3 separate regions of the Homo sapiens genome follow, and regions 1 and 3 are each linked to region 2. The links are chromatin contacts, found by Hi-C or POLR2A ChIA-PET in ENCODE. All regions are on one chromosome and are shown on one strand. Each heading gives the region's core, a stretch centred on a gene start or an enhancer-like site at or near the end of the contact. The rest is flanking DNA. Distances are from core to core; before and after follow the strand shown.

Region 1 (4,865 bases), core at 1,678-4,177, 340 kb after region 2:
TGGAGTGGGGGGAGGGGGGAGGGATAGTATTAGGTGATAGACCTAATGTAAATGACGAGTTAATGGGTGCAGTGCACCAACATGGCACATGTATACATATGTAACAAACCTGCACGTTGTGCACATGTACCCTAGAACTTAAAGTATAATAAATATATATATATATGAAAGAAAGCAGTGATGTGATTAGAACCTTATGAGCCAGGATGGGAATAAAGACAGCCATGACTGAAGAGGCAGGAGCCAGACTATGTAGGACAGAGGATGGCAAACACTCTCTGTAAAGGGCCAGATAGCTCGTATTTTAGGCTTTGTCACACCGACTCTGTCACAGCTACTCAACTCTGCCCTTGTGGTACCAAAGCAGCCATAGATAATTCATCTTTAGATGCAGCCATAGATAAGTCATCTATAGATGGGGGTGATGGGGGTGTGCATGCTCCAATAAAACTTTATTTACAAAAAGTGGTGGGAGAGAGAAACAAAGGGCCATAATTTGTTAACCCTTGATTTAGACTGGTGAAGGCCTCGATGAGGAAGCTGGATGTTATTATCAGTGTGGGTTTTAAGCAGAGGAGTGATAGAGTCTGATTTATATTTTTAAAAGGATTGCTCTGTTCTATGGAGGATGGACTGGAAGGCAAGGGAGGAAGCAGGGACCTGGGAAAGAGGCTGGTGAAATAGTCCAGGGAGGGATGGCAGAACAGCAGAGGTGCTGAGAAGTGACCAGATCCTGATTATACACTGCATTAGAACCAGCAGGATTACAAATGAATTGAGTGTAGGGGATGAACGAAAGAGAGGAATCAAGAATGATTGCTGGTTTTTTGGCTCTAGCAGCTGGGTTGATGATGCCACATATACTGAAATGGGGAACACTAGGGGAGAGGTATATTTTAAGGGATAAAAAGCAATCTATCAATTTTGTCCTTGCTAAGTTCGAGCTGCCTAACGGACAGGCAGGTGATGATGGCCAGCAGGCAGTGGTGTTTGCACATCTAGAACTCAGCGAGAGATCCAGCTAGAGATAGAAATTTGGCAGTCGACCAGGTGCGGTGGCTCAAGCCTCTAATCCCAGCACTTTGGGAGGCCGAGGTGGGCAGATCACCTGAGGTCAGAGGTTTAAGACAAGGCTGGCCAACATAGTGAAACCCCATCTCTACTAAAAATACAAAACAATTATCCAGGAGTGGTGGCTGGCGCCTGTAATCCCAGCTACTCAGGAGGCTGAGGCACTAGAATTGCTTGAACCCGGGAGGCAGAGGCTGCAGTGAGTTGAGATCATGACACTGCACTCCAGCCTGAGTGATAGAGCAAGACAAAAAAAAAGGAGAGAGAGAAAGAAAGAAACAAGGGAAGGAAGGAAGGAAGGAAGGAAGGAAGGAAGGAAGGAAGGAAGGAAGAAAGAAAAGAAAAGAAAAGAAAAGAAAAGAAAAGAAAAGAAAAGAAAAGAAAAGAAAAGAAAAGGCAGGCAGAAATTTGAGAGTCATCAGAGTGCCAGGATGGGCATCCTCCAGTTTTCTCTAGGAAGGAGGAAATGAAGCCAGGAGGAACAAAGGTAGAATGCAGGTCCTTCCAGTACACTGAGGTGTGGTAGAGGCAGGGAGGACAGCAGAGGAGCCTGAGAAGGAACAGTCAGCAACCTGGGGACAAGCCAAGTGAGTGTGAGGGTCAAGGAATCACACCCGTTTCAAGAAGGAAGCCATGGGTGATTGCATCGAATGCTGCTGAGTGACTCAAGTAAGAGGAGGTTTCTGCATAGGACTCGCCAGAGGAGTCCCACAACTGTTGAACTGTCCAGGACATTTACAATATGATTCCGTTTCCAAAAATTCAAAACTGCAATTTACCCACAACTTCTTAGTAACACAAATCAGCTCAACATCTATTGAGTTGCTACTATGACTCACCTTTTTTGCTTAAAAATCCTTGGAACAAAGACAAGTTTGCAAAATGTCTTAAATCAAGCAGCCTACACTTAGAAGGAGAAAAGCCGGGTAATGATATTTTTAACTTGCAGGGGCTGTAGAGGTGATATGAAAAAAGAGCCGTTTTTTAATTTATATATAGCCAATCAGAATCAGACACGGTAGGGATCATAGAATTAATAACTCACAAAATCCACAGGTGATCTCTTTTAAGGCAATGATTTTCACCTCTTTCACCATTTAGATCCATCTTTAAATGTGAACTTCTCCTTCCTTTTCCCTGACAGCTTTAAGGAGGGGTTGATAATAGGAATTGAACTGGCCACAGGGCACCAGGCAAGGAATAAAGATCAGTGCACTTCTAGATGGTCATCGGTCTGGTTCTCTAGAGCGGCAGGAGGTACAGTCACAGTTCCCTGGTCAGGCTGGGCCGGCACCCACTAGGCATGCACCTGGCCCTGCTGAGGCAGCGATTCACATTTCCTGACTTGCATTCAAAAGGTTGTTCTTTCTGACCCAATTTGGTCATTGGCACAAGGGCGTCACCGCCTCTTGCCTCGTTCCCTTTCTCATTTCAGTCTCCTCCCTCCCCTGACACTGCTCCTTCTTCCTGCCCCAAGAAAAGCGGTTAGGTCTCCAGAGGCTGGATGGTGCGTAGTGAACAGAGTACCTGTTCTATGAAAAGAATTCTAAAGCTTTCCCCAGCTTCCACCTCAAACCGTGAGCTCTGCAAGCCCCGTCCCCCGGCCCCCCTCAACACACACACACCGCGCCCAGGGATCGATGAACTAAAAATAGCCGAGGCTTGTAAATGAACTGGAACCTTTTCTGCTGTGTTCTTAGCCCTTCACAGTCGTGGCAGGGACACAGGGAGGAGCACAAGCCAGAGCTGCTTATTTTTCCAGCCATGCCTGTTGGAGGCAAGCGCCCCCACCCCCTGCTGCTTGGTGGATTAATGATGGCATTTCCCCCCTCTAGCTTCCCATCTCCTGTGAAGTACAACTTGTCCTGTTCCGGGACGCCACTTGGCATTCCTCCTGGAGGAAGCGGATTTTGAGTTGCATTTCAAAAGAAATGTACTGTCACACTGGTGTGCTCTAAATTAGCGATCTCCCAGGGCAGTCAGGATAAGTCCCACTCCCTGCAGCTACAGTTCTCCCTGGAAACATTCCCTGCCTGGCATGGTGACCGTCTCCTCCCGTCTATCTTCTGATATTTTTTGAATATAGCCTGTTAGGTGCTATATACCATGTAAAATATTGCCGGGTACTGTGCCAGAGGCTTGGAGTTCACAGATGAATTAATACGGTTTATTTGTAATTCCTCATTTGTCCTGAGAGACATGGAATAGGGGAAGTGTGTTCCCTGGGTCTTTTGGGTACTGCCCAAGAGTAGCCAAGGTCAAGAGCACAGTGAGAAGGAGGCAGCCAAGGACATCTCCAGGGGCTGGGGGGAAGGAAGGCATTTCCCTTGGGGTCTGGGGTCCCCGGGAATGGCCTTGGCTGCTTCTGTCTTATGCTATATTTTGGCACCCAGTAGGCACTCCACACATGGTAATGGAGTACAGTGGTTAAGAGCACGTGGTTTTTGGAATCAGGCAGACCTGGGTTCACAGCCTGCCTTATGCCGCTTGCAGGTGACCCAACTTCTCTAGGAGTACGTTTCTTCATCTTTAAAACAGGGTTAATGATAGAACCTTCCTGATAAGGTGATTGTGAGGATGCAATGAGACTGTGTGTCTAAATCACTTGTTCTCTTGCCTGGCACAGGGTAAACAATAAATGGCATTATTTTAAAATATAGTGTATTGGCTGGGCACGGTGGCTTATGCTTGTAATCCCAGCACTTTGGGAGGCCAAGGCGGGGGGATCACCAGAGGTCAGGAGTTCGAGACCAGCCCGGCCAGTGTGGTGAAACCCTGCCTCTACTAAAAATACAAAAAATTAGCCAGGTGTGGTGGTGCTTGTCTGTAATCCCAGCTGTTTGGGAGGCTGAAGCAGGAGAATCACTGGAACCCAGGAGGCGGAGGTTGCAGTGAACCGAGATTGCTCCACTGCACTCCAGCCTGGGCGACAAAGAAAGATTGCGTCTCAAAAATATAATATATATATATATAGTATTAATAGAACACTTGAGGTACAGTAAGGCAAACAGACCAGTTGACAATTGCCATTAAGAGATAGTTTATTACAGTTCCCAAAAGGAGGGTGTATGCCATGCCATGGGGGGAGAGGGCCACAGGGAAACATCAGGAGGCGGAAGGAGGGGTAAACTGTGGGCAAGAGCTCTTATTGTGGTTTCATGGGAAGGAACAGGTCAGGCAGGGTAAGGGGGCTTCAGATTGACTGGTTTAAATAATTCCAGTGGCTCTGGTGCATAGGGGCTGTCTCTGTTGTCTGGTCCTGGCCCTGGGATGATTAGGGCAGGTGAGTAGTGACCCAGAGCCTTATCATGGAGGTGGCTGGAGCTTGGGCTCTGGATTGATTGGTTTGCATTTCCAAGACATACTCATGGACAAGTTGTTCGCTGTCTCTAGGAATTGACTCATCCAGGGAGGGGCAGTCCCTCCAGAGTCAGCAAGGCCCCAGGTGCCAAAGCATCAGAATACAGAAAGTAAAAGCCATGATTAATACAAGTACCTAGTATTTTTCTATACATATGTACACGGTACGAAGCTTAGTCCATAACAATGGGAAAGTAAGGTTACCTTTCTTCTAAATTAAGTTAAATCTTACTTGGAGACTTGATTCTGATGGGTACAGTAATTCACTCTCAGTTTCTTTTGGAGCTTCTCCTCACTGTCCAAACCTCAGCTCCAGGAAAGAGAGCAAAGGCCTCTCTGTCTTCTCCACCAGAGAAAAAGATGCAGGAAGGCGTCCCCAACCCTTCAAGCCACCGTTCGTCTCAGTTCCTGCTGAGATGCTCCCTGTCCAGGCC
Region 2 (4,843 bases), core at 2,036-4,535:
TGTTGCCCAGGCTGGAGTGCATTGGCAAGGTCTTGGCTCACTGCAACCTCCGCCTCCCGGGTTCAAGCAATTCTCTTGCTTCAGCCTCCCGAGTAGTTGAGATTACAGGTGCCCACGACCATGCCCGGCTAATTTTTGTATTTTTAGTAGAGACGGGGTTTCACCATGTTGTCCAGGCTGGTCTCAAACTCCTGACCTCAGGTGATCCACCCATCTCGGCCTCCCAAAGTGCAAGGATTACAGGCATGAGCCACTGCGCCCAGCCATATTCGACATTTAAAGATCAGCAAAGGAGTATGAGTCCGCAGAGAAGACTGAGGAGAGGTAGGAAAAAGAAGAGAGTGCGACAAACCAAGAGAATATGGAGTTTCAAGGAGGGATTTCTTGAAGGTGTAAATGCTGACGAAAGATTAATATGACTACTAAGAAATGACCACTGGATTTGCAAGATGGATGCTATTGGTAATGTTGACTAGAACAAATTCAGTGGTAGGGATGAAAGCTTGATTAGTGTGGGTTAAAGAGAAAATGTGGAATTAAGGCTATGTGTAGTGAATTCATATGACCTGATAACATTCACAAATACTAGATAAATTATGACACAATTTTTCTTTTTCAGAGATAGGGTCTCGGCCTGTTGCCCAGGTTGGAGTGCAGTGGTGCAATCGTAGCTCACCACAGCCTCAAACTCCTGGGCTCAAGCTATAGTCTCACCTTAGTCTCCTGAGTAGCTAGGACTACAGGCATGTGCCACCACACCTGGCTAATTTTTTAAGAAATGGGGATCTTGCTATATTGCCTAGGCTGGTCTTGAATTCCTCATCTCAAGCAATCCTCCTGTCTCAGCCTCCTGAGTTGCTGGGATTACAGATGTGAGCCACTGAACATGGTGAACACAAATTATTTTAAATTCATAGCTGAGCTTGCAAGGGAAAAGGACTATCTGCAGATATATCAAATGAGGAGGAAAGTGAAGACCAGTAAGGATATAAGTTGACTCTGACTACTATAAGCCAAAAGGTATCTGAGACAGGCCTCGATCAATTTAGAAAGTTTATTTTGCCAAGGTTAAGGATGCACCCGTGACACAGCCTCAGGACGTCCTGACAACAGGTGCCCCAAGGTGGTTGGGGCACAGTTTGGCTTTATACATTTTAGGGAGGCATGAGACATGTCAGATGTACATTGTAAGATGTACATTGGTTCAGTCCAGAAAGGCGGGACAACTCGAAGCAGGGAGGAGGTTTCCAGGTCGTAGGTAGATAAGAGACAAATGGTTTCTTTTGAGTTTCTGAGTAGTCTTTCACTGAATGCACAATTTACAGGAATCATCACTTATGTCTTAGTCTGGCTTAATGAAACAGCAGGGCACAGGGAGCAATCAGATATGCATTTGTCTCATGTAAGCAGAGCGATGACTTTGAGTTCAGCCTGTACTTTGTCCACAGGGAATTTCCTGGTGGGCAGATTGTGAGGGAGGTATGTAGCTTTTTAAACTCTTTGTAGCTATCTTATTTAGGAATAGAATGGGAGGCAGGTTTGCTCTACGCAGTTCCCAGCTTGACTTTGATTTTGGGGATATTTATTTTCCTTCCAAACTACCTAAGGGTTGAATTGGCTTTAGTAATCTAGGGGCTTCATTAAAATATATATATATATGTATATATATATATTTATACATATATATTTATGTATACATAAATATATGAGACAGTCTCGCTTTGTCGCCCAAGCTGAAGTGCAGTGGCACAATCTCGGCTCACTGCAACCTTTGCCTTGCAGGTTCAAGCAATTGTCCTGCCTCAACCTCCCGAGTAGCTGAGATTACAGGCATGCGCCCTCACGCCTGGCTAATTTTTGTATTTTTAGTAGAGACGGGGTTTCACCATGGTGGCCAGGCTGGTCTCAAACTCCTGATCTCAAGTGATCCACCCTCCTTGGCCTCCCAAAGTGCTGGGATTACAGGCATGAGTCACTATGCCTGGCCTAAAAAATACTTTTTATTTTGGAATAACTGTAAGTTTGCAGAAAAATTGCCAGGTAGTACACAGAGTTTCTCCATATTCCTCTCACCCATGTTCCCTCACTGTTAACATCTCAGAGTTTAGTTTCTCCTAGGGGTTTAGAGTTTGAATTTTTTTTACCTATGTGGTACCCCAAACTCTAATATGAGAACTTACAGAAATGTGTACAAGCCCAGTGACGTTCCAAGACTCTCGGCAAGTGTCAACAGAGAACAGACGTGCCAAGACTCTTTCTCACAGTGAATTCTCTCAGGAAAAACCAAGCCCTGCTACCGATGAACTTATACTCCAGACATACATGGAAACGACTTACCATGCCTGCGAGTCAGCACCAACAACAAACAGCCAGGTTCATGGTTGTGAATTTCGGATAATGGAAAGACTATCTAAAAGAGAACATGAAAGGAACACATTTAAAATGACTAAAATACGCCGGGCACAGTGGCTCATGCCTCTAATCCCAGCACTTTGGGAGGCTGAGGCAGGAGGATTTCTTGAGCTCAGAAGTTCGAGACCAGCCTGAGCAATATAGCAAAACCCCATCTCAATTAAAAAAAAAAAAAGACTAAGACATAGAAGAATTGAATCCCTAAAATAACAATAATATACTGCACAAAAAAGAAAAATTGGGCCAGGCGCAGTGGCTCCACGCCTGTAATCCCAACGCTTTGAGAGTCCAAGGTGGGCAGATCACCTGAGGTTGGGCGTTCAAGACCAGCCTGACCAACATGGAGAAACCCCATCTCTACTAAAAATACAAAATTAGCCGGGTGTGGTGGCGCACGCCTCTAATCTCAGCTACTCAGGAGGCTGAGGCAGGAGAATCGCTTGAACCCAGGAGGCAGAGCTTGCAGTGAGCCAAGATAGCGCCACTGCACTCCAGCCTGGGGGACAGAGCGAGACTCCAACTGAAAAAAGAAAAGGAAAGAAAAGAAAACTCTTAGACACACTGAAATTACACAGAAACCCTGTAAGAACAAGAAAAAGAAAGGAGGGAAATGCATTCATTAAGAAGAGAAACACATTCTCCCAGCGGCCATGGGCTTCCCATTAAGACCTTCACCTGCGCATTTATCCTCTGGGAGGCAGCAGTTCCCTGCAAAGGAGGAAAGGTAAACTTGGGAAGGGGGTTCTGCGTGGAGTCCCTCCATTTCCTATTTTACTAGCAATGAGGAAAAGCACTCTACCAGCGCTCCAAGTTCACAAAGAATCCTTACTCACTCGAACAAGATTAAAAATGTAAGTTGAATCACCTCTCAAATGCAGAAACACCTATTCAGAGAGTAAACACTGTTGGTTCCTCTTGAGTCAGCTACTAATGACTCACAGATGAGTCTCCACCTATGTTATGGATCCACACTTCATGACGGCAGCCACAGGACAGCACAATAATAGCAATGACAAATACCATACTGACTGACTTTTCTTACCCACTGCAGTTTTCCGGCAGTGCATCATTATTAAAAGGCATTCACATATTTATAATTATAAAATAATTTATAAGAGTCAAATCTAAAGACTTAAAAAAGATCACAATATATATCAAGTGAAAAATAGAGATTACATATTGTATTTACAGCCTGATTCTGTTTTTGGAATACATGCATACACTTGGAGAAAACATTTCTGGAAAGTCATAACCAAAATTTCTTTTTTTTTTTAATTTAGTTTTTAAATTTTTAAATTTTTTTTTTTTTTTGAGATGGAGTTTCACTCTTGGTGCCCAGGCTGGAGTGCAATGGCATGATCTCCACTCACTGCAACCTCCGCCTTCCAGGTTCAAACGATTCTCATGCCTCAGCCTCCTGAGTAGCTAGGATTATAGGCGCTCACCACCACACCCGGCTAATTTTTGTATTTTTAGTAGAAATACGGTTTCACCATTTTGGCCAGGCTGGTCTTGAACTCCTGACCTCAGTTGATCCACATGCCTCAGCCTCCCGAAGTGCTGGGATTACAGGCGTGAGCCACCACGCCTGGCCTTGTTTATTTATTTATTTAAATTAGAGGTGAGGTCTCACTGTGTTGCCCAGGCTGGTGTTGAACTCTTGAGCTCAAGCGATCTTCTCACCTCAGCCTCCCAAAGTGCTAGGATTATAGCCATGAGCCACCACACCCAGCCCAAAATTTCAACAGTAGTTTTCTTTGGCCAGTGAGATTACAATAGTTTTTATTTCCTTCTTTGCATTATTTTGTATTTTCTAAATTTTCCACATTAAACACTAAAGTATATAATATAAACCAGCATATGAAAAGAAAGAATACACGTATCAGGAAACGTGGAGAAAAATTAATCATGGATTTTAACACTGAAATGAATAAATATGGATAGCCTCCGCCCTACATTTTCCTAGCTCTTATCTGTGAATATTTATAGAGCATGATAACTAGCATACAGTTGTTTTCAGACGGATAAAATTTCAGGACCAAGCAGTCTATGTTCGAAAAAGAACTAAATGCTGTAAATGAGCATATGCTCATTATTCTTTCAGTGCAACTCCGAGCAAATGTCAGTGCTCCTATTTTTCTCCTTTTCCTCCTGGTCCCGTGTTAGGTTTCTACAACTAAAGCAGCCATCAGGTTCTAGATTGCCTCATTCTACAATTCTAGGCTCTTGGAGGAAGGTGGGCCACAGTGATCCTCTCGTCCTGCCCTCCTACCCAGCTCAGAAATCTTTCCTAGTATACCTCTAACTTCCTCCCTCTCCTTCGGCATTCCCAGAGGTGTGGAGCTCAGTATTTAAATGCTTTTCCTCCTTTCCCCGCCTGGAGAACTTCTACTCATCATTCAATATTCAAATCAGGGGCAGTTCAGGGGCT
Region 3 (4,620 bases), core at 1,816-4,315, 500 kb after region 2:
GGTTGAACTTTTTCCGTGATACTCCAGACTTCCGTGTTTTGGCCTGTGGTGGAGATGGGACAGTTGGCTGGATTTTGGATTGCATTGGTAAGCATGGGCTGAGAGGGCGTTTGCTGCTTATTTATAGTAAGCGTATTTACAATCAGCAGAAGGCAATAAAAAAGAAAGAGACATGGAGCCATGTCTGTTCATCCTTGTATCTTCCCCTGGACCAACACTTGACTAAATATTTGCTTTGGGTGGAAAAAAAAAAAAAAAAGAAATAAGACAATCGAATGATTCCCTCCAATACGGAGGTAACAGTTTAGTTTCAGGCCTTTCCTGTAAAGCAGATCTGTCATGGCTGGGGTTTGGGCAGTGGCAGGACAGGCCAGATTTGGGGGGTGGGAGGACAGGAGTGGAATTCTGGGCAGACCCTTTGGGGTTGGTAAAGGCCAGAGAACTAAGCATAGATCATAGCCTGGGACAAATCACCTTGAGATGAACACCCGGAGCCTGAGTCCAGAAAGTGCATCTAGAAAGTACAGATCAGTGCAAGCAAAGAAGGACCACACTGAGCTGTGTCCAGTAGAGTACATCTAGATAAAAAGGCCCAGGCCAGAAGGCTGGTAGCCTGAGTTCTACCCAGCTCTACCTGGATCTGTGGGTCCTCGGACACATCAGCCCCAGTAAGTGATGGAAACTGACTGAAATTCTGGGATGGAAGCAGAGTCAAGATCTAACCCTACAGAACCCAGACAAACACTGCAAAGTGTAATATAAGGACAAGAAAGCGGCCGGGGGAGCACTGGGGAGGACAGTCATCAAAGTCAGAGACTGGGCCCTGAGCGATGAGCCCTGGGCTTTCCATTCTTCATCCCAAAAATGCTGCCTGTGCTCCATGATGTGTCAAGCTCTCCCCAAGGCACTGGAGATACAGCAGGGAATGAACGGACAAAAATTCCACTTTCATGGAGCACACCATGTAGAGGAAAGAGACAGGCAATGAACAATTAAATAAGTGAGACATAGTATGTCAGGAAGTGTTTAAAGTACAGCAGGGAAGGGGCACAGGGAGCTCAAGGCTGCAATCTAACACCTGACAGAGAAGACAACATTGGCATGGAGATCTGGAGGAGGGGTGAGTCAAGTGGATACCTGAGGAAGGGCAGTCCAGGCAGAAGGAACAGCAAAGACGAAGGCCCTGCAGTGGGAGCAGGCCAGGCTGCTGGAGGCAGGCCAGCATGGTCAAAGCAGAGTGGATTCGAGAAAAGCTACAGCGGATGAAGCAGAGGTGACGAGGGGCCAGGTGACTAGGACATATAGGGCATTCTATGGAATATGGCTTTTATACTGGGAGGGTCCCATGACATTGGATGGTTTTGAGCAAAGGAGGAACATGACAGATTAAGAGAAGAGGGCAGAAGCGGGGAGATCAGTTCGGAGGCCACTGCAGCAGTCCAAGTGAGAGATGTCCAGGGCTTGGACCACAGGAGAAACAGAGTGGTGGTGAGAAGTGGCCAGCTTCTGGATATCTTTAGAAGGTGAAGGCAATACGATTTGCTGACAGACTGTATGTGGGAGATGAGAGGACGAGGGAAGTCAAGGACAAGCCAGGACTAGACCGTGACCAGGGCAGAGAAAGCCGTGCCTCCGGGGGCTGTAAGTAGACCACCTAGCTGGGCGAGAAGGCTGCAGGACCGTACACCTGCCGCCCGCCACTCCCCCGGGCGCTTTGGTTGCCATGGACACAGCCCTGCCAAGCAGCCACCCACGCTCTCCTGTCACCTTGGGCTCTGGAGTTGTTTGTGGGAGGAGGGAGGAGTCCTCCGGGAGCCAAGGAAGGAAAAGCTGATCTGCAGAGGGTGGATGGCTGCGGTACCGGACTACTCACACGGCTCCCTCTCCACCATGAGGGAGAAGTAGGCTTTGGCGGAGAGCTTTATGCAGTTCATCCGCAGAGGACACAGGTGATAGAAGCTGCTCAAAACAGAAAGAAGGAAGATCACAGAAGGAGGAAGAAACATTAGTTTTTTTCACAGGTTAGTGACCCAAAGAGAAAAAAGCAGAAGCAAAAGGGATAACTGCGTAAGATATTCATCCGTTCACTCTCATTTCAGCACTTGTTCAGTGCTCTGCAGCGCCCCCCCATGGTCCCCTCTCTGATCTGTTCTCTCCCTACACCCATAGCGATCTTTCCTGCATGTCACTGGGTGCATGGTGTGCATAAAGCACACCAGTGGCTTCCATTATTCTTGGGATAAAGACAAAACCCTTGAAGTAATCTACAGGGCCCTGGGTGGTCCAGCTGCTGCGCACCCTTCCAGCCTTATTTCTACCTCCATCCCTCTCCATCTGGACTCAGGTCCCGGCCCATCTCTCAGACCCCTGGGCGTTCCAGTCTCCCTTGCACCTCAGGGCCTTCACACAAGTTGGCCACCCTGTCTGCAGTGCTGCCCCAGCCTTCACTCAGTCAGCTTCCACTCCAGATCTCAGCTGACATGTGGCTTACTCAGGGGAGCCTCCCCTGACACACCCACCAGCCTCAGTCACCTTCTTATACGACAGTGCTCCTCTGTTTGTTTTCCAACGTGAATGTGAAATGATGCATTATCTCCATGGATTCCTCATTATTATCTGTCTGTCCCACTGGACAGTCGGTAAGCACCATGAGAACCCAAGCCACGGCTTTTTTGCCCACTCTCAGAGCCGGAGCACCTAACACTGCATCTGCATATAGCAGGCTTCAGTCGATATGTATGAAGATGCTGTGAGAATGAGACCCAGTCCCCCTCGGGGAGGTTACAATACATTCAGGGAACAAACAAGGAGATAATTACAAGAGAGTACAAAGAGATCATTTCTGGTGCTAAGGAAATATTCTGACGAGGCACCAGGTCCAGGCTGGGGCAACTAGGGAGGGTCTCCCAAAGGCAGCTTCTGAGCTGAGCCACAGAGAGCTTTGTGCTTTAAGGAAGTGAAAACACTTGAGAACGGTTGACATGTTGCGTGGGAGGCAGGATGTGCAGAAGGATGAGGCTAGGGAGAAAGGCAGAGCCTGCTTCCTGGGCCTACTGTGGTAGGCTATGGGGCCATGAGGAGCCACACAGCCCCATCCCAGAAGTGAAAGCAGTGAGCCAGTGCGAGGGACTGTGGTTCATGGACTTCCCTTCTTGGTGAAAGTGTGGGTGACACACTAGGAGGGTGGAACTGGAGGCGGAGAGAGCCGAGAGGAGGCTGTTGCAGCGATACCAGTGGGAAGGAATCATACCTGCACTCAGGCATCACCATGGGGATAGAGAGAAGAGATTGCTTGGAGATCTAGTAAGGAGACAACACATAGAATGTGATATGTGAATGGATGTGTGAGGGAAAAGGAAAAACCTAGGGCGGCATACAGCTTTCTAGCCTAAACACCATAACAACAGTTGACCTGCCGAGGTGGGGACACAGAAGAAGGGGCAGACACAGGAAACAAGAGCCTTCTAGGCAAAGGGAGCAGGCTGTGCAAAGGCAGGGAGGCAGTGCTCTGAACACATGTTCTGAGGACAACGAGAGGGGCCATTGCATTGTTTTGCTCTCTATCTCAAGCCTTCCAGTGGCCATCTCAGTCCTGGGTCTTGCCTGCGCTCAGCCATTTCTGATATAGGTCAGACAACCTGGAGGACCTATGAGCTCCCAGTTTGCCAGGACAACCCTAGCTTGAGCCTTCCCTGCTGATTCCTGCATCTCTCCTCACGCCGCAATCACATTGCTCACATCCAGGGGCACCATGCGTGCTGAGGTCTCATGGAAATACCCACCCACCCCCAAGACTGATGGATGCCTGTGCCCTCTTCAGCTCTCCCAGCCTAGACAATATGCCACGGTAGATCTGAGGCCAGATGAAAACATGTTCTATTGTGCTTTCTCTGATGGTTCTGTCTGATGTCCTTCACAACTGTCAGAAGAGGAATAATTAGGAATCTGTGTCATTGCAATTCTGAGAGGTGGTGGAAGTGACAAACTGGTTGTGGGGGCCAAATAACACCTGGAGGTTTTGTTCATTTAGCTAATGTTAGTTTTTAAACTTTTAAACTCGAGTGGTGAACAGTTGAAGGTGAGCATCTTCAGCTTGTCCAATGTCCCACTATTCCCTAGTGTCCTAGCCCCACCTGTTTTACTAATCTGTATACCTGCCTGGCCCCTGAAGAGAGGAGGGGAATGGACTTGGAGCCATAGAGATCTGGGTTTGAATCCTGGCTCTGGAATTACTTTCCCTGTCTGCCATTCAAGTATTGACCAGGCCTAGCTGCTGCAGTCAGATGAGATTGAGCGTGTTCAGGGTAGAATGGTTGTAGACTACTTTCCCTCTGTCAATCTCAGTTTCTTCAGCTACTTGAAGGAGGATAATCCCTTACAAAGTTAGGCTGAGGAATAAATGGAGTAAGTGCTGATTATCATTAAGGATTAAAAACATGCAACTTAATGTTTTGGGGTGTATGCTGCCACCCCAAAGGACAGATTTAGGATGAAATTTGAATAAACATATGCAAGTTGCAGGGATACAGATTTAGCTCAATATAAAATACAAATGGACAGATTTAACTCAATTAGTGGTGGTTAACACGCTGCAGATGGGATAGATGGCTTTAGGAAGTA

Evidence for each region. Hi-C counts contacts between places; a loop is a spot of excess contacts on that map. ChIA-PET counts read pairs that join two places held with the same protein, here RNA polymerase II (POLR2A). Pooled maps may share reads with other maps.
Region 1: a loop to region 2 is called in a map of PC-3, with 2.8 times the contacts of the local background. The contact joins two enhancer-like sites. A Hi-C loop is called at or near these places in 1 of 168 maps with a recorded cell type or tissue (PC-3) and 4 of 50 pooled maps. POLR2A ChIA-PET finds 5 or more read pairs at or near these places in 1 of 52 experiments (WTC11).
Region 3: a loop to region 2 is called in a map of PC-9, with 6 times the contacts of the local background. The contact joins two enhancer-like sites. A Hi-C loop is called at or near these places in 1 of 168 maps with a recorded cell type or tissue (PC-9) and 6 of 50 pooled maps. POLR2A ChIA-PET finds 5 or more read pairs at or near these places in 2 of 52 experiments (OCI-LY7 and WTC11).

The regions. Positions count from the first base shown.
Region 1 is chr3:186,411,838-186,416,702 of GRCh38, reverse strand. No RefSeq gene overlaps it. Among named protein-coding and RNA genes, the nearest start is that of LINC02020, 26 kb to the left of the region's middle. RefSeq lists an enhancer at 1,848-2,567. Within about 2 kb of position 2,927, at least 24 of the 41 ENCODE cell types and tissues checked have a DNase peak (open chromatin) inside an H3K27ac peak, as active enhancers do.
Region 2 is chr3:186,751,618-186,756,460 of GRCh38, reverse strand. No RefSeq gene overlaps it. Among named protein-coding and RNA genes, the nearest start is that of EIF4A2, 30 kb to the left of the region's middle. Within about 2 kb of position 3,285, at least 5 of the 41 ENCODE cell types and tissues checked have a DNase peak (open chromatin) inside an H3K27ac peak, as active enhancers do.
Region 3 is chr3:186,253,321-186,257,940 of GRCh38, reverse strand. It overlaps DGKG (diacylglycerol kinase gamma), which reads left to right. Exons shown (of 25, transcript NM_001346.3): 17 at 2-87. Among named protein-coding and RNA genes, the nearest start is that of DGKG, 110 kb to the left of the region's middle. RefSeq lists a silencer at 1,705-1,784 and enhancers at 2,365-2,414, 2,445-2,734, 2,835-2,894. Within about 2 kb of position 3,065, at least 6 of the 41 ENCODE cell types and tissues checked have a DNase peak (open chromatin) inside an H3K27ac peak, as active enhancers do.